2 separate regions of the Mus musculus genome follow, and region 2 is linked to region 1. Evidence: chromatin loops called from intact Hi-C (ENCODE). Cell type or tissue: left cerebral cortex. All regions are shown on one strand. Links, peaks and the distances in the headings refer to the core of each region. The heading gives the core; the rest is flanking DNA.

What was found. Peaks named below come from ENCODE experiments on the same cell type or tissue, not always from the same donor. Only the 100,000 strongest peaks of a DNase experiment are listed, where the experiment ranks them.
Region 2: a loop joins it to region 1, with 3 times the contacts of the local background. A loop is called at or near these places in 10 of 42 quality-filtered maps.

Annotation. Positions count from the first base shown.
Region 1 is chr14:12,525,130-12,536,748 of GRCm38, forward strand. It overlaps Cadps (Ca2+-dependent secretion activator), which reads right to left. Exons shown (of 31, transcript NM_001042617.1): 9 at 11,192-11,258; 10 at 3,344-3,452. Among named protein-coding and RNA genes, the nearest start is that of Fezf2, 190 kb to the left of the region's middle. In left cerebral cortex, for the core only: CTCF peaks have their summits at 5,330 (motif pointing left) and 6,221 (motif pointing left); DNase peaks (open chromatin) are centred at 2,523, 5,310, 6,210 and 9,522.
Region 2 is chr14:12,399,360-12,410,978 of GRCm38, forward strand. All of the region lies in intron 29 of Cadps (Ca2+-dependent secretion activator), which reads right to left. Among named protein-coding and RNA genes, the nearest start is that of Fezf2, 59 kb to the left of the region's middle. In left cerebral cortex, for the core only: no CTCF peak of the experiment used is centred there; DNase peaks (open chromatin) are centred at 5,564, 7,486 and 8,703; H3K27ac peaks cover 1,028 bases.

The DNA of each region.
Region 1 (11,619 bases), core at 2,054-10,053:
TGTGGTCATATGCATATGTGTGCCTGTGAAGACCAGAAGAGACCATCAATTCCCTGCAGCTGGAGTTACAATTGGTTGTGAGCCACTCATGTGGGTGCTGTCCCTCTGCAAGAGCAGCAGGGCCTTAAGTTAGGACAATCTCTCCAGCCCTGGCTACTTCTTTACAAAGAGGACCCAGTGATTTAGCATCAAAACAGCTTTAAGAAGAGATTTCTGGTGGCTTTCATTCTGAGGAGATATTTAAGTTGGTTTCTCATAACTTGTATAAAATGGATGCTCTAGCAAGGATAGTGCACACTTAACTTGAATGACACAAAAAGAAGGAAAATTTAGAAGTGGAGGAAGAGCTTTGAAGAATGCCTCAGTGAGCATCAAGGAGACAAGATGAAGAGTGAGTCAACAGATCATGTGCCTATGCTCACACAAACCTTGGAGATGTGCCACCTTGCTGCAATCAGTAGACACCAAGGACAGTCTCACGTGAGAGGTACTCCCCACTGCCTTAAGCCTTGCATCCAGTTACACCTTTCCTTAAGGTAAAAAAAAAAAAAAAAAAAAAAAAAAATAGGCTATGATGGTGCTGAGCCCACCAACTTTATAAAGCCTGCATAAGATTAAGAGGAGGACAGTGAAGACAGACTCTTTTGTCTTTTTTGACTAATAGACTCACTGTCCAAGAGCATCCCCTGATCTCTGAAGACATGACTATGTTGTTATTAATTTGTTTACACCTCCATAGATAAAGTTGGGCAAGTGCATAGTATACAGGCGCTCCACCCAATGCTTAGGAGAGTATGAAAATTTTGCCCCCACCTCTTTCTGGCTCCTTAGTAAGAACCAGAAATTTTTAACAATCAAATGCAGAGCTTAGAGGCTGGGGCATTAACTCAGTGGCTGAATGTTTGCCATATAAGACCCTAGTGTCCATCTCCAAGATCACAAGAAAGAAAAAAGAATCTGAGTTAGGACAATAGAAAATATTAAATATCCATTTTCAATTAAAAGTCACTTGGGAAATAAATGGGACAGGAAAAGTCAGAGAGAAGCAACTGCTTGTTACCTTCAAGACCACAGTCAATTAACTTTTTATTTACAATTCTCAGGAAGAAATTAAATCTCATCAGATCAACGTGGAAATAATAAATCAAGCTTTAAGAATATAAATGCAGAGACGGAACACTGGCTCGGTGGTTAAAAGCTCTTGATGCTCTTGTAGAGGACCTAGGTTCAGTTCTCAGCACTAAGTGCTCAGCACAGCAAATCACAACCACATCTAACCCTAGTTCCAGGGGATCTGAAACCCTCTTCTTACCTCTGTGAGTACTACAGCATGTGCTATACTTAACATACATGCAGGCAAATCACTCATAAACAGAAGGTGAAAATAAGCATAAACTTTAAAATGAGAATATTCAGGTGTTATTCCTGTATGTGGAATAGAACTCCCTGCCTCCATCTTCCTGCCATGGAAACCCTGATTTAATCTGTAAAGTCCATGGGTAGCTTTGCTGTGATTGTTCAGTGACAAGTGCAAGAGGGTGACATGGGTTGGTCCCAGGGTCTTATTCCATTGACAGATAGCCTGAGACCTCTCCAATCTGTTTCTTAATTTGAAAAAACAGAATGACATTTCTGATCCCGCTTGCTTGTGGGATTGTGACAAGGGTCCAGTGTAATCACACAGAAGAGAGAGAGTTGGCACTGACTTGGCAGGAGTTCCTGACATACAATAGCATTGGTGGGCATACAAAAGAGGGAGAGGGCATTGGCTCAGCAGGAATCCCAGGTATAGAATGGCCTTGGTTTATTTTGTCATATTGATCTTCTGGCCTCTGTCTCTAAGATATACATCTTAGGTACAACTGTTTTCCTTTGTAAAAAGAAACCCTAAGTGAGAAAAAAGAAACTTGAGAGAAATACAAACCACCTCACAGTGTCCCAATTGCTGGCTTTTAGTGCAGAATCCTGTCATTCTGACATGTTGCATAGAATGTTCATTTTGAACTCCTTCCTGTTCATTAGGAAAACTTCTGGGCAAAATTTGAATTCAGATCTCACGAACTCAGTGCCGTACAGTGGGTACTCTGGCAGGATGTAGTTACAAACAGAAATTGGAAAGAGTCTGACTTGCTTGAATCCCCTCAGGGCCAGGATTTAGGGAGGACAGATGACCCTAGGAAGGCAGGGACCAGGTCTTCTTTGTCGTACCTTTTTGGGTTAATACCCTATAATGCCCCATCTTCTCTCAAATTCTGCTTCCCCCCTCCCTCCTGTGTATTTTGTTGCACGTGGAAGAGCAATATGGGAGTTGAAAAAAAGGTTTTGGGCCAAATGATGCAGTGTGGTTGGAAAAGCCTAGTGCAGATTTGGCATAAAAATGAACTCCGGGAGAGGGCTGCTGGTGCTCGTTGTTCATTAATATGCTGAAATGATTTCGCACCCCCCACCCATTCTGAAGGTTCTTTGAAACTGATTTCTATTCAGTTTTCTGGGGAAAAAATAAAATGGGTATGGGGAGAGGTGTGAGGGGGCAGGATGTAGAATGTATGCAATGTAGAACTTACAAGAAATACCACCACTTGCAAGGCGCTCTTCGCTACTTAAGCCCAGGCGCATCAACGTTTCAATTCAGAGAGAGGCATCTTGTAAGGAATACAGTGGATAGGGTAGCACAAGTTTCTTTCTCTAGTTCCACCAGCTAACCTTGTGTAGTTTTGGACTCTGTCTAGGGGACAAGCGTGCTGGGAGGCAGCTTCTCTTGGACACCAAAACAATGACACACACTGAGGCTGAAGTCATGGCTTAGAGGCTGAAGAGTTGCCTCTGCTGGTAAAGTGCTTACCACGAAAGAGCGAGGGTCTCATTTCCAGCACCCATATAACAGTCGGGCTTATACCTGTCAGTCTACTGCTGGAGGGGGCAGAGACTTTGGCATTTGATAGTCATCACTCCAGCCTAGCCAATCACTGAGCTCCTGGTTCAATTATGAGAGCAATGGAATACACCTGATTCCAACTTGTGGTCTCCACATGCAACTCCATATGTATACACACACACACACACACACACACACACACACACACACACACACACACACCATAGTCCCATACAAATGCAGTTCCCTGGTAGGTATACAAGTATATATTCTTTCTTATGGATATCCTCAGCAGCGTATTGTAGAGTACATCATTGATGTCCCAGGTGCATAAATGACAAAGTATGTGTTTTCTTTTTGGCTTTGAACCAGAGACTCTCTGGTGTAACAGGTTATTGCCTAGCATAAACCATCTTGCTAACACGAGCTTGTCTTTTGTCAGTGCGTGGCCAAGGCAGAGGTGGGTACCTGGCTGAGGGTCGGTGTAATCCACGGTGTAGCCGTCCAGCTGTAGGAGTTCCTGAGGCTCTGCCTTCTTTTCTCGATAGCTGCACATGGCAAAAGTGTACTGGCTGACCTGCAGGACAGAAAATCAGACTGTGAGACTGTCCCACCAAGACTCATGCCCCCTTGGAAACCATCTACATTTAACTGAAGCCCCAGTTGCTCCATGGTCTCATTCACACTGGATATAGTATCTGACAGTGGCCCATGAGGTTAGAGTGGGTTCATGTGCAGAATGGAAGTAAGAATTTGTCCCTGTCAGTTAGTAGGTGATTAGGAACAGTCAGCTGTTTCTATCTTTATGGTTGTTTGACTTGTATTTTTGTCTAGTGTATGCATTTCATGTGGGTGCCCATGTAAACCTGTGCATGTGGCAGAGGTGAGGGTATATTTACATGAATGTGAACCTGTGTTTGAAGGCTAGAGGTTAGTTTCAGGTGACGTTCATCCACCCTGTTGTTTGAGACAGTGCTTCTCATCAGCCTGTAAATCACAGCTGCGCTGGCTGGCCAGCAAGTCCCTTTTGATGTGGTTTCTGGGCTGTCTCTCCAGCCTCCTATCTACTATTTTGAGACAGGTCTCCTTATGTCTCAGGTTGGCCTTGATTTTCTGATTCTCCTCCCCAATATTGTGGGTTCTGGGGTTACACTGTGCACTAGCTCAGCCCACATTGCTGTTCTTAACACCAACTGGGTTAAACACACACATTGCCACACTTTTGTGATACAAGGCTGACTGAATGGCAACAGTTCTACACGTGTTACCCAATATAATCTTGGCCAGCAGTTAGAGAACAAAAATTCTTTTCTTTGCAGTTGTTTAAAAGGCTTGGAAGATGACTTGGTGGGTAAGACACTAAGCAAGCACGAGGACCCGTGTTCACTTCCCTAGAACTCACATAAAGCCAAAATGGGTAGTGCAAATCTGCAATCACCATGCCCCATGGAGAGAAGAGAAGCAGAGATGGGAGATGCCCAGAAGCCCACAGGCTGGCCAAACTTCCATACACAGTGAAGAGCAACAAAAGATCCTGCCTCCAAACATGGTGGTAATCAAAGACTGACGCCCAAGGTTGGGTTTTAACCTGCTCTGTGGCATTTATGCACTTGAACTCACACAAAGCTATATCCCCCCCCCCCACATTCACATATAACAAGCTGTACTTGAACTCACACAAAGATATGGTCTCCTCTCATACACTTGAATTCACACAAAGCTATGCCCCCCCCCAACCTTGCATTCACATACAACAAGCGCTGCTTTTGTCAGTGTTGAGCTTCTCGTTTTGTTTTCTGGCTACTTGCTGCTATTGAGGGGGCACTTGCAGTGACTTGGTAGAGTCCCCCCTCCATCTTAGACAAGTGCCACAGTGACATGCTGTCACAAGCAATGAGCACTCGACTGCTAGGTGCCAGTCATAGCCAGGCAGCCCCAAGCCCCGATGGCATGGCCGTTGTCACTGGTGCCCTACATGGCAGCCCTCACTTTACTGATATTGGCATTCCATGGCAGTGCAGGGTGGTGCTCCAAGCTGCAGGCCTGCCTTCAGGACCCTGTTGTCACTGTGTATGCAGAACTGGCGACGATGCTTCCCTTTTCTACATCTGGCCTATTGGCAAGGAGCCTGTAGCAAAACAGGCCTACCCCCAGCTTCCAGCCAAGCTCACAGGCACATTTACCGTCATCCACGTATGTCAAATGCCTCGGTGAAGGACTGCCACATCCTTCACCCCTTACTTTCCTTTATTGAAAGAGACAATTCTAAGACTTTGAACCCAGCCAGGGACAGCTGTAGTCTCCTCCACAGTGAGACTGGTCTCTTTTTAAGGGCAAGTACGAGAAACTGGTGCTTTCAGGCTCTACAATAGGTTTCGCTGTCCCGCGTCCTGAAGGTTCAGAGTAAGAGGCAAGAGCGCATTCACGTGGCTGGTTTGTCTGCTGCTGCCCTCTGTTGGTTTCTCATGAGAATTTTCCTGCCCAGTTTGGGATTCTGAAGAATGCACTGTCTCACAGGCTAGACCAGAAGGAGAACTTTGATAAGAGAACACCATCTAGTTTCTTATAACAAGCAGAGCACCCAAGACTTCCCCTTCTCCTACAATGGATGTCGGAGTGCAAATGGGAGTGGTCATAGAAGCTGGGTTCCTGGCCAGGTCCAGTAAACTGTCATCTTCCAACCTCAAAGTTCTCGTCTGTGTTGTGCTCCCTTCCTCCTCCTCTCCCCTCATCCCTGTGCATCAGCTTGTTACTGGGTAGTTACTGAGGTACCCACATCATGTGAGAGGCCCATACAGCAATCACTCTATTGGTGTGCGTAACTAAGTAGTCCCTGTGCATCTGGCTCCATCATTCAGCTCAAAGAGGACTTCCCTGTAGGTGACCAGTCCTTTGAAGGAGTACTTTTGTTCTATTTACAGTTTCACAAGCAATAGGCATTTGTTAAATGAGTCTGACACATGGGGGACATATGTTTAATCCATGACACCCTTCTCCATGATTTACAGTGTCTCTCCACATATAGTACCAGGCCATTCCAACCTGTGGCTGATCCTACCCACAAAAAAAATCCTCCATGATGCCCTCACCACAAAACAATGACAGGAGACACTGCTAGATCTCTACTCTGGTGATTTGGATTAGTTCTTTCACCTGGCAACAGCAGACAGGGTAGAGTTTGTCAGTGAGGTCAGCCAGAAAGGCGCCAATATGCACTTGAGGTCCACATAAATACAACAGCCAAAGCATGTGATACTGAGAGGCATGCTTCTACTACTACTGAGCCCTTCACTTTTTTCTTCCCTGTTTTAGTGGCTTCCTCTCTGCAGTGCTGTCTGCTGCTGCCCTCTTCTGGAATTACTGATGACATGCCCTGCAGGCTGAGGCTGTGTGACTTGGTTAAAAAAAGAAACAAAATAAAATAAAACAACTCCCACCTCCCCACCCCACCCCCAAGCCCCCAAACCAAAGCAACAGCAACAGCAGCAGCAGCAGCAACAACAACAACAACAACAACAACAACAATAACAACAACAACACAAACTAGACAAACCTGAGTTGGCTCACTGGGAGTGTTTTTTCTTTAAGATCTGACAATTTACTTTAGGATTCAGAAGAGGGGAGAGTATCCTTGGAGTATTATCCTGAGTTATAGATGCATCTTAGTTTTCCCAGAATGCTTGGAGGTCACCAAGGAGCTGACAGAGATTTGGGAACTTTCCATTTTTAAAGCTGTCACATCTTATTAATAGAAAGCTATTCCCAGTGAAATGCAGGTTTCCCCCTAAACTGCCAATGTGTTCATTTTGACAAGTTTTGGGACTGGACTCAAGTTCTTGCACACTTTAGGCACGTGTTCTCCACGTGCTCCAGAGCCTGAGAGGTGATTTTTGAAGTCAGAGAGTACAAGCAATGCAGAGTAGAGGTTTAATAGTCACGAGTGATGGGCACAGGGCTTGCAGCATCCTGGTTTATGCCAAGCAGTGGCCCTCTGGGTAGAAGTGAGGATTGGCTCCTGGGATTCCCTAGGCTTTGATCAAAGTTTGATTTTACAGGTGACCAGACTTTTGCTACTTTAGCTCATTTTCTGCCGTTTTTAAAATAGAAAGGGGCTTATTTTTTTTTTATGTTATTACTTTTTTTTTCCATTTTTATTAGGTATTTAACTCATTTACATTTCCAATGCTATACCAAAAGTCCCCCATATCCACCCACCCCCACTCCCCTGCCCACCCACTCCCCCTTTTTGGCCCTGGTATTCCCCTGTACTGGGGCATATAAAGTTTGCAAGTCCAATGGGCCTCTCTAGAAAGGGGCTTATAATGGAGAGGGCAGCAGTTACCAACATCTCTGTGTGTATTGGGTCAGGGAAAAGTCCAAATAGGTAAGTTCTTTGAAATCAGACGAGTGAATCAGAGCCTTAGTTGAGAGGGCTGAAGTCTGAGTGCTCATCAGTAGAGCATGATAGTACAAGCTTAGGTACAGGACGCTTGTCTGATCCCCATAATTGAAAGCAAAGGTATAAGACAAAGCAAAACAAATCACGGTATTGGGTGTGGTGTTATACAACCTTAATCTCAACACTTGAGAGGCAGAAGCAAGAAGACCACCAGTTAAAAGGCAGACTATATGTGTGTGTGTGTGTGTGTGTGTGTGTGTGCATATATTCAGTAAGAGCCTGTGTGTATGGAGAGAGAGAGAGAGAGAGAGAGAGAGAGAGACAGAGAGAGACAGAGAGAGACAGAGAGACAGAGAGAGAGGATACAGAGATACAGAGATACAGAGCCTCTTAAAAAAACCCAAAAACTATTTGATCAATCAATCAAACAAACAAACAAGCAAACAAAAACAGACAATGAAGAGGGTAATCACTAGAGAGCCAGTTTGGCTGTTTCCTGTCATTTGTAATCAGAATGTAACTCTATGTACATCCTTCAGAACTGTGTGGAAACATTCTTACCACTTACATGTCTTACAACTCATTTTTTAAATAACAGTGAATCTGGATGGGTTGTTAAAATACTGCTTGACAAGTCATTTTATCTATGAATGCTATTTATCCTATTCAGCTTTAGTATCTGTTCTGAAAGCTGGAATAATGAGAAATTTCAGTCATGATGCCTGTAGGAAACCAGAAACAGAGAGTGTGGGTTTAGGGAACATACACTTCATGAATGAAAAGTAGATGAATCCTAGGAACTTTTGTGTGCATAAACTTCTCTGCGTATCAGACCCACCTAGGTGCTCAGTTGGATGAGACAGATGCAGCCTGAAGACCTGTGCTGAACTTCATAGTTAGCTGCTCATCAGTCACCATCTTTAATTTTTAAATTAATTTTATTTATGTGTATGTCCGTGAACCACATGGTTGTAGAGGCCAGAAGAGAGTATCAGTTCCCTGGAGCTGAAGTTACAACTGGGTGTGAACCACCAGATGGTTTCTGGGAATGAAACCTGGGTCTTCTCAAGACCACTGGACAACCTCTCTAGCTCCATCATGCTCTGTCTTTGAACAGGTCACATAAGCACACTGAGCCTCAGTTTTCCCTAATGTTAAATTTGGAGAAAATCTATATTCACTGTAGTATAGATATCTGCAAAGACCAATTTCTCAAGCACTTTGTGAACTTCACAGAACCATAGAAATATGCTATTATTAGCATTTTAGGGGACATTTAAAATACAATTTAGCAGTGCTGACATTGGGCTGAAATACTTTGAAGAAGTGGGAAACCAAACACCTCCCTTTTAAAAGTTGAAATAGTTTTCATATTGGAGAATAACAATACACTTTTTCAGACAGGTTCACGAGGTTCAAGGTTGGCCTTGAACTTGCTGCTTAGCCAAGACTGACCCTTAACTTCTGATCCTTCTGCCCCCACCTCCCAGGAATCCGTTAGAGTAGTTTGTTCATGATGTGTTGGGGGAGAGACTCCAAAGCCTCGTGCATGTTAGAGTTTGACTATACCAACTGAGCTATCCTCCCACCTCCAAGAAAATCAACTTTAAGACATGAATGGAGAAGAGATGAGACTTTATTATCTGGAATGGGCACACATTTCCCTTTGACTCTGCATTCGTATACCCAGGTCAGGGATTCTGACTACTGAATAGAGCTCAGTGTGGTCAGTCATAGTGATGAAGGCACATGTAGTCTTTGCCATGCTCCCACAGACTGACAGTGAGTCCCAAGGAACTCCCTGACCTAGGATGTCAAAGACCCCTGTCATTTCTGGGTTATAGGCTACAGCTAAACTTATAGGGCATGCATAGGGATTTCAGGGACCAGGGCTGAGGAGGCCTTGGTGTGCTGTTTGCATATAATTACCCAGTTAATTCCTTTGATCCTTGGTTCCATGAACAATAGGAACAGGCAGTCTATGGTCAATGCCATGAGACCAAGGCAGTACACTAGAGGCTTAGTGCTGGCTTCCCCATCACTGTGATAAAGGAGCTGACATGTCACCTTCAGAGGTTAGACTGGTAAGGGATGAAAGGTCTGATCTCAATGAGCCAGAGGCTTGATTAGTGTGTGGGTGTGCTACCAAAAAAGGCAGGCAGCACCTCTTAATCATGAGAAGCCTCTTGGCATCCTGCAATGCATCTCTCCTGCTCTCTAGGAATGCCACAGAGCCTCAGACAGCCTGTGCCCTTTTATGTTTTTTTCCAAAGTCAGTATACAGCTTTCTTTTTTAAAGCTATGGTGTGATTCTCATCTCCTCTTAAAGGAAGTCTGTGTGTGAAGGCCCCAAAACATCTGTGTTCCAGTTGCACAGCCCAGAAAAAGCCATTCTCTTCTTTTGGGTTCAGTACACAGCATGCAGAGACAGTTTCTCTTACATTTTTTCCAAATCTCCCCCTTCCCTGCCCACCCAGTTTCTTTCCCTAAAGCTTCTTTTTCTAAAGAGAGAGGCCAGCTACTTGTATGAGTGTGTATACGTGTGTGTGCACACACATGTGAACAGATGTGTACTATGTTCACACGTGAACCTGGAAGCCATTATTCTCCACTTTAGTTTTGGACATAAGGTCCTTTATAGAAACTGAAAAGGGATAATTCATTCAGACTGGCTATCCAGTGAGCCCCAGAGAACTTCCCATCTCTGCTTCCTTGACACTGGGATTTATAGCAGTGTCAATTATTTTAATTAATTTTTATATTAGTTCTAGGAATCAAATGCTTGAATGTCAAGCACTTTGCTGAAGGAATATTCTCTTAGCCTGAGATCAGCTGCTTCTAAACATCCTTTCATTTTCATCTTCACACTCATTCTCAGAGAAAAGCTACGTGTTGAGTGAAGAACTCTTGGGTGCTCAGAATGCAGAGGGACCCCATGTCCTGCCAAGAGAATGTTTGCTTACTCTGCTGGGAAGATGTCATCAACTACTGCCTAGACCCCGTGATCTGACTTCCTCAGAACCACGTGTCATTGCCAGGAATGGTTCCTCTCTTCCTTTATCTTCCCGCAGTTGTTGAAGGCATTTGTGGACACTTGGAAGGTGTGAGTGTGGTGTGGGCAACACAGAAGCACCTTAGGATGGATTGGAATGAATTTAGCCCCAAAGCAGTGAAAAAGCATCAAGGGTATACTTGAATATAGTTGTAGGCTTGACAAGTGTTGCCAGAAACTCCTGCAGTTACTTAGAACCAAGCGGGAGCTGCCACACAGTGAGAGTCAGTGCAGGCATGGCTCCAAAGAGAGGTGAAATAGCTCAGGAAGCACGATTACAAGGTGCCTCACTTTGAGATGTATTTCAGAGAGCACTGCAGTGAACATTTTGAAGATTGAGTTATGGCTTCTGTGCCCTGGTGGAGACTGTGTGTCAGATAGAGTTAAGGCAAATTTAATGGCCAACTGAAAAAAGTTGAAGCTCAAACCAACAGCAAAAGGGGTTGGAGAAGTGTTTTGAGGACATTTATTATAAGTCTGTAGGGAAATTTTTAGATGCATCTAGGAGAGTGAAGATATTATTTTAAACATTAGCAACACATTATTGGTCTCTGTGTTTGACTCTACTTCTGTGTATACATCTGTGTATCTACGGATTTTTTTTTTTTTTTTTTTTTGTGGTACTGTCAGCAATAGTCTAACTGTTGAAACCCAGAAGTCCATTGCAAAGGGAAGGTTTTACAGGTATGGGAGGAAGAGACCTCTGTGTGGTTCTGTGAGTTTATAATCTGGAAAGCAGCATGGAACTCAATGCTCAGGCTTCGTGGCCTCCATATGCCGTACCTCAGATCAAAAGCATGCATTCATACTGCCGAATCTGTAATACAGATAGCTCTTGAGACTGATGACAGAGTTGAAAAGTTACCTGCACCAACACAAAGAACCTCTTCTTCCACCTCTTCCACACATTCTTACCAATGGTCCATAAGTACCTGCAGGGAAAAGGAAGACCAGGGCTGCATTAGTGCCTGACTAATATGCCTGATGCACTTTACCATACTCCCCAGGAAACCTAGCCCTCATCTACCAAGAGGCTGCAACACACCCAGATAGTGTGAGGGGACGCCCCAGGCTCTAGACTTTCTCCTCTCAACATTCACAGCTCGTCCCACATTGACACAGCCTATGATACAATTGCTATTTTCTTTCAATTGTCTATGACATCATGAATCAAATCATTTTGAAAGAAACTTTATAACATGGGTTTGATATACTCATTACACAGAACACACTAAAATACATAATAATCCATGCTTGTGTGGAACACTGAAATGAAATTACTCATTTTATGAA
Region 2 (11,619 bases), core at 1,941-9,940, 130 kb before region 1:
GCATAATTTAGAGCAGGCTTTTATTTTATTTTATTTTATTTTATTTTTCAGTCTCTGCACTGTGGACTTTACAGGGTAACTTTGTATTGTGGGGTGAAGCTGGGCTGTAGGTAACACAGATGTTTAGTTGCATCTTTGACCTATAACTTCTGGCCATACCAAATCATTACATTCCCAAACTCCAAGGTGAGATAGGAGAAAATGTCTCTGAAGAACTAACTCATACCATAAGAAAATGCTTATTTAGACTTCCCAAAAGAAGATGCCTTTAAGAGCAAGAATTTCTCCATCTCAGAATGACTTCCTAGGTCAAAGATATATTTTCTCAACCTAAAGAAGGGAGATTTCCCTAAAGGGAGATTTAGAGAATTTCAATAGAAAACAATACATGAGTTTAACTTTGATGATCTTCCATTTATTGTGTGCAGGTGTGTTCATGCATGTGAACTTGACACAATGTGTGTGTCTGTGTGTGTGTTTCTCCTTCTGCTATGTGAGATGTGAGGATTGGACTCAGGCAACAGTTACCTTTATCAGTTGAGCCATCTCACAGGTTTTTGACTTTGCTGATTTTACATATTATTTGTTCTTTTTTTTTTTTCAATGGGTTTTTGGAGATGAGATGTATTCAGTTGGTTGGGTGCTTGTCAAGAGATGGAAGCTGTGTTTAAGGTCATCATCAGCTTCATGATGAATTCAAAGCCAGTCTGAGCTATATGAGATCCTATTTAATTTTTTTTTTGTCTGTATGAAGTTAATGAGAGGGGTCTTTCTCTTTCATGGTTGGCACATACATTTGGTAATTAATAATAACCCTGTCTTGGATCAGACCTACAATTTTGTTGGCATGACTGGCTTTAGTCCAAGCATAGTCACAGTAAAACTTCTGCCAAAGGCAGGCAAGGCAAATCAAGATGGCGAGCGACACCGCCCTTGAAGGAGATTGACATGGGAATCTTCCTGCTGTGGGTGAACCCGCAGATTCCACTAACTGGACTCTGAGTCAACTTGGCAGGGGTTTAGCAGAACAGTTGGCCAAGAAGCATTCTCGTCTGAACTGGGAATTTGGTGTGAATGAAGAATGTGAGTTGAAACTTCTTTTTGGAGTTTTAGGCATGGGAAAATGTCCAGAATGCTACCTGATAGAAATAGCCATTTTTGTTTGTTTTTAATTTTTTCTTTTGAGATAGGATTTTACTGTGTAGCCCTGGCTACCCTGGAACTCATTCTGTAGACCATGCTGGTCTTGAACTCAAAGAGATCCACCTGCCTCATCCCCCTGAGTGCTGGCATTAAAGGTGCGTGCCACTGCCCGGCCATTTTTCTTTTCTTTTCTTTCTTTCCCTTTCCTTTCCTAGACAAGGTCCCTATATAACTTCAAAATGGAAAGAGAAACCATTGGGTAAAAGCATTTTGGCGACTTAACATACTTCCTCAGTGACTTCTCCTGGCTACTGACAAGACTATTCTAGAGGAAGCAAGCGAGAGAAGGAACACAGAGTCCAAACTCTCTCACAAGCTCTCCCTAGCATGGCTCTAAGTCCCTCAAGTGGAGTGTTTCTTGTAGCACAGCACGGACAGTTGAAATAACTTCTGGTGGACAATGGGCTTGGTGAGTAAGGATTCTGATGAGAAATCAGCTCATCATTGTTGTCATCACCAAAGCATCCTCGTAAACTCATGTGAGATCGTGGGGATGCAGAGGGAAGGTTGACCTTCCTCTAAGAGGTTATCCTGTATGACCTCTTTCCTTCCAGATCAGTGGCTCACAAACAGTAGTGATTTATTTTGCCCTGCCGGTGGAAATGTAGTCCTACCTGGAGACATTTGTTTTCACAGTTTGGGGGATGGCGATTGCTGCTAGCATCTCAAGCAGAAATCACCAATGTGACTTCATCCTTTAAAATATAGAATAGTTCCCACAACAAAGAATTACATAGCTCAAAATGTCAATATGATCAAGTATGAGAAACTTCATTCTAAATAATGTCTTAGAAACTGAAGAATGTAACCTGTTCAAGTGAAATTTTGTTATCATCAATATTTTTGAAAGGTGGAATGGAACATATCAGAGCCAATACATGCAATAATGGTAAATATTGGTTTAAAAGCTGTGTGTACGTGTGTATGTATGTGAGTATGTATGTATGCGTGTGTGTGCATTTGTACATACATATGTGTATGTGTGTATGTGCATGTGAGTATGTGTATTGTGTGTGAGTGTGTCCTAATGGTGCTTAAACTGAACTGCAGTTACGTTGGTTTTTTTTTTTAAGATCTATTTATTTGTGTATGTGAGTACACTGTAGCTGTCTTCACTCATAGCAGAAGACGGTATTGGATCCCATTACAGATGGTTGTGAGCCACCATGTAGTTGCTGGGAATTGAACTCAGGACCTCTGGAAGAGCAGTCAGTGCTTTTAACCTCTGAGACATCTCTCTAGCCCCCATTTGTTCTTTTTTAAAAATTATTTCTTAATGTGTATGTAAGATTCATGCATGCTAGTTGAGTATTCTATCACTGATATTAGTTTTACTTCTTCCAAGTAAGTTTGGAAATCACTGGGTTTGCTTAGTATCTTTTGAACTTTGGTTTATATTTGAAATGCCAGAGGATCCTGGTTGAGTGCAGCTAAGTCTAAGGCTAATACCATGCAGCTTCTACAATATCTCATTGATGATATGCTGGGGACCACTGACTATAGTCGGAGTGCCAGGAACTTGGAGATAATATTTTATAACCTATCATTAAGGACAAAATTAGAGAGTGGTATGGTGGTTCATATCTGTGGCAGAGACAGAAGAATTGCTGCAACTTAGAGGCCAGCCTGGTCTATGTAAGTTTCTGCTAGGGTAACACCAAACAACCCGCCCCACCCCAAAACCCCAAAGAATAACAAAATGCAGCAAGCTTTGAGTAAAAACTCTGGCTTAGGGCCTAGTAGTTGAAACCTTGAAAAAGTAGCCTTAGCCTTTATGGAGCAGAGACAGAAATAGTTTACTGGTTAATCAATGAGAAATATTAACAGTATATCTTATCTACTCTAACAGAATGTGATGATATTTGTTCCACAGAATGTACCTTGGATATTCCATGTGTTTGTGTGTGCATGTGTATGAACATGTGTGTGTGTGTGTGTGTGTGTGTGTGTGTGTGTGTATGTACATGCACAGTTGTGCATGAGTAACATGCTTAGGAATGTAACTTCCAGCTTCCATGGCACTAGTCTGCCATAAGAAAATTAGAGAAACCTTTTCTAAGACTCAAAAGTATTGTGCAGGTCAGGTTAACACGGATACTGTGACCCTAATGTAACAGAGAAATCATTCTAACTTCTTAGGATGATTAATAGAACATTCTCCTCTGGAAAAGAAAACAAATTAACTGTCTTTACCAAATGTCTCCTGGAATAGAGAAAGCTGTTCTCATAAAGACAATCAGTTAAACCCTTGGTAGCACACGGGCTCCAGAGAAAAAGAAAGGTTGGTTTTATAGAAGATTTATTTGCCCTAGAGTAAGCAAGATTTATTTAAATGGATGGATAGCCTTGGAAGGAAGTAGCTGGACCTAGAAAACCTATTTCAAGATATGTTACTGCAGTGTAAATCTGTCAGTGTGCTAGCAAGGAAAAAAAAAACCACTCAATTCCCCTTGAAGAGAGATCTCCCATTTTATATAATTAATCTGAATCTAGAAATGGTCTCCTATCTTTTCTTTGTCCAAGCCTGCTTAAACCTCAAGCCACCCAGCACAGAGAAAAGAATGCCCATGTCCAGGTGGGATAGAAATGTGCCTGTGAGGCTGGGCTGTAGGTAGTGGTAAAGTACTTGCCTCACACATACAAGGCTCTGGGCACCATCCCCAGAACAAAAAATAAATAACTTTCTATAGCTAAGATTCCAATTTCAAAGGAATTAATAACTATTATTTTATGTTATTGTCTATTGTGGAGGTCCCAGAGTAAGAGGTGACTTATATTTGCATAGCAATTAATTGCAACAGGAAACTAGAGGCATCAAAACATCCTCCAATCTTCTCCTTTCACCCCCATCTTAGTAAAGCTTACTTCTATCATCTTAAAAAAAAAATCTACCAGCAGAAGCTTATTCCATTGGCTAAAGACCTGGCCCAGACTACACACATGGCAAGAAGGGAAGTGAATACAACCAAATCTGTGCAAAGCACAAGTCCATAACGGGAGGTAAGCTCCAAGCCACTGAGTCTTTGGGTGGCTGGGAGGGTAGATAATTTGAAGATGAGCTGGATTGGTTTATAATTTAAATATGTGTAGTTAGTATTCTTTTTAAGCAATTATAACTCATTTCCTTTAAAGATAGAATGCATATGTCACGTTCTGTTTTTTGTATAGCACATATTACATGCATAGTCACACATTTACCTGTTGTATGTCTCTGTGTAACAGGAAAAATTAATTCCTAAGGAGAGAGGCATGTATAAAAACTCTCTTCTCATTCCTTCTCCTCTGCCTACTCCTGTATCCTTTCTGTCTCTTCTAAGTCCTGTCTCAGATCAAAATTTTAATACCAGAATTTATTTTGGGGCTCAAAGCCCCAAGTAGTGAAAGAATCAACTGTGTACCCTTCCTTGACTGGGCGGTTAGTCGACTTTCCAGTTTGTACATATATAGTCCCCTAGAGATGGAAGCGATAAGGTTACAGTTCAATTTAAATATGATCTGAAAGTATAAAAAAGTACAGCATCAGACTGACACAGACACTTCATTTTAGGTTGATAACATCAGCAACAACCTGAGAATTAACTCAGAAGTCTTCCTAATGGTATATATGTGCACATGTATGTCAAATTTGCCAAGCCCATGCTTCAGTCAAGCAGTCACAATAACTTAAGAAATACCGGAACACAGGGCAGGAAGGGGACTCACATGCTTGCTATTATGCAAGTGAGCTCAACCCCAGAAGCCACATGAAAAGGCTACGTATGCTGTTACTGATTTGTGTGATTCCAATAGTGGGGAGGGAAAAGGGGTGAGGATAACGGAGGCTCAAGGCTCACTGGCTAACAGTCTGGCTGAGCTGGAGAGCTGCAGGGTCAGCAGAGACCACATCTTAAAGAGTAAGAGGTGAGCCATTGTGGAAGATATCAAATACTGACCCGTGGTCTCTACACATGTGCACATACACATGCTGATCCCCTCCGCACAGATTCATTCATCCAGGCCAGGTGTAAGTATGTGTCCCATAAAACAGCCCTGTTCTCCTTACCTGGCTGACTTGGAAGGTGGCCTTTGCAGTTCTCTTTCAGTTTGCCTACCCTGCACCCCCACTTTGAAAACTAGCTTCAGAGATTCTCCTTATATGCAGAGAACAGCTTTTAAAAAAACCTGGTTTCTGCTAAGTTACTAATTATGCTTAAAAGAACTACTTGGTTGAATTCAGCTTGATTTTTTTCTTCTCAACAAATGAGTTCTATGTTTAGATGGTAATAAACCCCTCGAGTCTGCAAAGCAATTGGCACGGTGGTCCCTCTACCAAGTCAGGAGCGTGGAAAGAGGGCCAGTGCTAGCTGAGAGGAAATGTATGTGACATCACACCCTTGCCCACACATGTTGCTTGGCATGGGACCCTGGTTCTCACAAACTTCTTACAAAGAGTATTAGGGGACAAGTGGGAAGGTCTGAATACAGACAGCATATTAGGTGAACACTTATTGGCATGGAACTCAGAGACTGTCAACTGAAACAGCAATTCTTGCTTACTTCTTTTGGAAAAACACACACAATGAATCTAATTAGGAAAAAATTAAAAGAATAAATATCCAGTTCACCATTCTTGGGTTTTGGGAACATGACATCTCAATGTTCTTAGTTTTGCTTGGCTGTGTTTCCAAAATGTTTACAGTATACACATCGTGTATTCTAACAATTAGTTCTAACAATTAGGAGTTATCTATTACCCCTCTTTCTCAGGTCCCTGTTAAAACAACCTTCCTGGAGGCCGAGTTCTGTTTTTCTAATTGGCCACAGGTTTGTCAGGGCTTGATGCCAGCTCATTTCTGAATCACCTGAGTGAACAAGATTTGCCAGATGGTGCTCCCGACACAATGATAAAGTTTGCTCCAGGTTGGGGATGCAACTCAGCGGTAGGGCACTTGCCCAATGCGTACAAGGCTCTAGTTCAAAGGCTGGCATCCACCAGAAGTTGAATTTTAAACTATTACAAGTCTGTTTGTTTACCCAGGGGTGGGGGTGGGGGCAAAGGGTGGAGTTTGGGGTGGGAATAGGGGTTGAGGGTAAGGGGACCTGACAGACTAGGCTGAGCTTAGAGAAGCAACTAGAGGCTTCTATTCCATTCTGGCTTAATTCTAACTATCATTCTTAACACTGCTCTGGCTGCTTCTGAAATATGTTTTAGCAAAAGTAAGAGAAAACCAGGCTACCAAACAAGGAGGAATATAAGCAAGCTTGAGGTTACCACCTTAAGCACCAGAGAGGTGCTCACAGTCCTCAGAACAGGTATGGAGTTTCATTTAGCAAGACAAACCAGTCTTGAAAGGGCTTTCGTTCCAGTGTTAAGATGAGAATAAGGAGGGAGGTAGCTAACACTTACCGGATGAGTCCTTAGTTGCCGATGCTGCGCCTGGCGGTGACATCTCACTCTCCTAACAACGAAATGCCCGAAATGCCCCGAGGAAGGTCCTCTTATTATCATCCCTGTTACCTAGATGAATCAGCCAAGGCTCCAAGAGATTAAAAACCTCTAATGTCATGCAGATCTGATCTGATGGTCTAGGAGCAGTGCCTGTCATCATCACATTGGAAGTCCAGATACTGGGTATTCAAGGCGGCTACTGCTAAAGCAGAGAGAACTCAGGCTCCCAGGGTTTAGGATGGCACACTCTGTCCTGGAGACCTGCTCACCTTTCCCTGCTGCCTGCTTTCAGAGCAGCTCCCTCACCTGGAAGTTGGTGGCCTACCTTACAGATTTAGTAACACAACGTTCTCCTTGGATCCCATCTTCAGTCCTTACTTCCTGCAGCGGCGTGGTTCCTATTTTGATTGACATACATTCACGCACCAGGCCCTTATAATTTAATACGGCTATTAAAACAAGGTCATCAGTAGATTCGTATATAAAGCCAGGAAGCATATTTTAATAGGCAGAGGGTTCATGTTTCAAATTACCGTTTTAGAGGAAAATATTCACACCCAATTATTGTGCTGCCACGTAAAGTGAACAAATACTCGATTTGAAAATGGAACAGCAAATGGGAATCTGTGCAAGGCGGAGAATGCCAGGCGGCAGAGCCCCTGAATCTGTCCACACTGCCTGATTAAGCTCGCACAAGGCTGTGTGATAAGGGGCCTTTTCCTGATCTGATAACTGCCAGGGAGAAGCCAAATGCAGAGTCTATCTGTAAATGCTTAATCCTCCAGAAGGCAGATTAAGTGTATAATTGACCTAGATAATCCATGTATCATCTCTAGTCAAATGTTCCTGGGTCTGGTTCACAGTGACACGGGGCCGGCAGGAGAAAGCTGGAGCGGATGCGGCATTACCAGCAGCGTGGACTCCGGCCAAGTTTGAGATGGCTTTTTAATCATTCATCTTTGAGCCTGCGAGGTTTAAGCAGATGAATTCACCCTAAGCACATCTCTTTTAATCCCGATTTTCTTCTCAGTCTGTATCTTCAAGAAGTACAAGGAGGAAAGAAAATAAATTAATTTTTGCTTAGACCTTGAAATCTTAGGTGCTTCTCTTGATCTGATGTCTAATTTCAGAAAGCACCTTTCTTTCTTTCTCTCTCTCTCCCTTCCTTCCTTCTCTTCCTTCCTTCTCTCTCTTTCTTTCTTCCTTTCTTTCTTCCTTTCTCCCTTTCTTCCTTTCTCTCTCTCTCTCTCTCTCTCTCTCTCTCTCTCTCTCTCTCGCCTTTGTTTTGTTTTGTTTTGTTTTGTTTTGAGGGAGATGCTGAACTAATCACCAAAGGCGGAGGAAAGGCAAGCTATTACTCCAGCCTGAGCATCCTCCCTTAGCTGCTACTTTCAGAACACAAAGCTTATTGTGATCTCTGCTTTTTATTTTCTTTATAAAGCATCGATAATTGACAAGGAGGCAAAGCTTCCTCTCGAATCTTAGACTAATGCAATTTTCCTCTAAAAATTTAGCTCCTCTGAAATGATTTTAATCCACTGCTACACTTATTATGATATTCACTTCATTTAAATGTCTGAATATTTTGTGTCTAAATATTAAAATCTTATTTTTCAGCAAGTGAAAACAGTATAATTGTGCTTCATTCTTTTTCCCTGAAAAATAAAAAAAGCAGATAAGAATGTTTGTTTGGCATCTAAAAGTACCATGGGGAATGGTCCTGGGATTCGTCTTCATCAGACTATTATTTTAAATTGATGAAGTCAGTCTTAAAGATATATTATTGAATATATAATGTTGGTACTTTATAGAAAGAATATATAAAGCAACTATGTTACTAAACAGGGAAACTTTCACTGGAAAAAAAATCTGTTTAGGCAGTACTATATCTAAATGCATTTCTCCAAAATCCTACAGAATGCTTGATTTTTTAAAATGGTAGAGATTAATGTGGAAAGTCTGCTCTTAAGTTATATAATAAAGTAAATACACAATTCAGAGCATCACACACAGAGCCCGCACTGCTGCTCTGACAATCTCCCACAAACCCCCGCTCCCAGCCAAAATACAGCGATGAAGCAGAGGAGAAAAAAAGAACAAGCCCAGCTCAGAAATCACCGGCAAGCAACCTTGTTACAACATCAAACAAGCCAATACATGACCAGCTAGAATTCCAAATTTTTCTCACAAACATATATCAAAAGCCATCCAGCCTTCCTGCAAGGGTGCACAAAGTAATAGGGAGGGTGGAAAAAGATACCAAAGAACAAGATCTCAGGGGATTTATCAGGTAAACAAAGCTAAGACTGGAAACACGGAAACACACAACAAGGAGTCTCAGAACATGCTTCTCAAGTGACAGATGCCAGCAGGAAGAGAACCGGAGAGACACGGCAGTCAGAACCAACAACCCCCAAACCGCAAACAATCTCAGAGATCTATATTTTTTCATCATTCAAAATGCTAATTTGCTATTATTCATTTCTGCCATTTATCAAAATGCAACAATTTGGAAGAGAAATATCTCAGATCAACAAGTATTTCTCAATAGTTTTCTGCCAATTGTTTAGGAAGCCATCCCAGGACCCTATCATTAGAGAGCGGGGTAGAGAGCGTTAGTTCACTGTAATAAGAACTGTGGACTGGCAGCTTTCATGAGACCCCTTTTGCTTCGATATTCCCGTTACCAGTTCATCTCACTGGACACAAGAGTTTAACAGAGCATGTATGCAAAGGAGTAAACACCATGCTTGAGGAAACAGAAGCCGAAAATAATCAAACATGTTGGTAATCTGATGATTTGCCGCTAGATTATAGAAAAACAGTAAGTACTGAATTAAATTACCGAAGCTGCATGGTAATGAAGCTTTGGAGAAGCTCTGGGTTTTTAAATGACAAATGTTTTAAATCCATGACAGATTCAATAACTTTTTTTTTTTTTTTTTGTATCACAGTTAGGTTGCTTAGCACCGATAGAATCCGTAAATTAGGGGACCTGGTTATTTGGAGAATAAGGAAGTAAATGGCCAAGAAATTCAAGTCTGAATAAGCTTTTAAAAGAGTGATTTTTTTTTCTCTATATAAGGTTAGGGTGAAATGCATAGAAGAGTTATCATGGTTAGAGTGGCAAAATCATCCACTCAGAGGAGGAGAGTAAAGATTGTATTGGGAAAAGAAAATTGGGGCAATCTGAAATTAAACTCTGTATGTGTAATGTGTGCGTGTGTGTGGTTTCTCAGAGATTTACTGCTGCCATAGATGCTGGCTCAGTGGACTATTACTACTTGTGAATTTTTGAAAACCACTACCTCCCCACCACAAACACCCCAAAACAGAACTTGCTTCTGCAAAGTATATTAGGAATATTTCTTTTAATTATCGGTTCACACTAAAGCCCAGAGGGCTGGAATGTGCTTGTGTTCTCCTAGTTAGGAAGTCCATTTTCCCCATCTGTGCCAGATAAGGCTCCCTTTTAACTTCCAAGTGAAGATTTGATTGCAATTCCCATACAAAGAGCCACTCAAAAGACCATTTGCCTCACAGCCTTCGGCAGGAATACCTTCAAACAAAAATTCCTCCTTGTATTTATACTTTTAAAAAAGTAGTAGAAAGGTGGATCATTTGTCAGTGAAGAGCCAGGCTAAATCAGAGAGTAAGCTTCAGATTCTGTACTAGATGTTTTAAAGTTTCAGGGATCATAGGTTATTTGCACACAAATTCATAGAGGAATACACACACACACACACACACACACACACACACACACACACACACCATAAAGCTGAATACCAGAAGATACCATCAAAGAAAAACAGAAAACCAAGGCAACCTAGGCATTGAAAAGAGCCACCCACAAGCTTCTTGAAAATTTGTAGTTTGGACTTGGATTCAGTGGAGATGGGCAGAGTCTACACGTCTAGGCATAGACCTGAGGGTGCTGCTGCAGCTGTTTTCAATGCCTATTGGATGGGCAACAGTTCCCCCAGACTAACTGGGCTCAGGCCTTTGCTAGAGGCACGCATGCAGAGAGGGGGAGGCCCCACTGGTGAACTTTTTGCATGTATGAGGGGAGGCCCCACTGGTGAGTTTTATGCATGTATGAGGCATTCTCGGTGGATGTGGGCCATGCTAGAAGATGTACACAGGAAGATTATTTGATTCTAATTCATGCCACTTGATATAATGTGATAAAACATTTGACATGAGAGATAAGTTCCATTTTCATCTGAGAGAGGACAAGTGGGAATTAAAAAGTAAGAGGGGTTTTATCAAAGGAAGGTGCGACAGGGAGAGAGGGGTATAGGGCATGGAACAGAGGAGAGGAGAGAAGAGAAGAGAAGAGAAGAGAAGAGAAGAGAAGAGAAGAGAAGAGAAGAGAAGAGAAGAGAAGAGAAGAGGAGACAGAAAGAAGCCTTTTGAGCACACCAGGAAAGTCAATGAGCTGGAAGACAAAGCATAGAAATTCAGAATCAGAGAGCGGTGCCAACAATGAGCTCATTTAGCTACGGGACAAAAACATACAAAACGCAGCGTCAATTGGTGAACACAGTTACGGGAAAAATACAGAAACAAGGGTTCCACACTTGAGCAAGACAGTAATGTTCCGGCTGGCATTACAACGACGAAAGCCTGGACAGGAGGGCCCACGTTTCAGGGGGAGGAAGTAGACGAGGACGAGGACGTCATCTCCAGTGCACTCTGGCCAGGTCTTTGCAGGTAGATTTGGGGGAACCTAGAAGCAATGTACCTGGCTACATGAGGTAACTCTATCTGCAATGGCTTCAGATGGGCAGACAGTTTGAGATCGATGCCTTTTGATCTCAGTGGCTTACTTTGCAGTGGCAATAAGTCTTCCTGAGAGCTACTTCTGTGGGTGCAAGGAAGCCTGCATTTTCTGTGTTTTGGTTTGCATTGACATGGCACCCCCCGCGCCCCCTGCACCGCCGTGCATTTGGTTTTCACTGGACTTACTGAGGTAGGTGGATGGA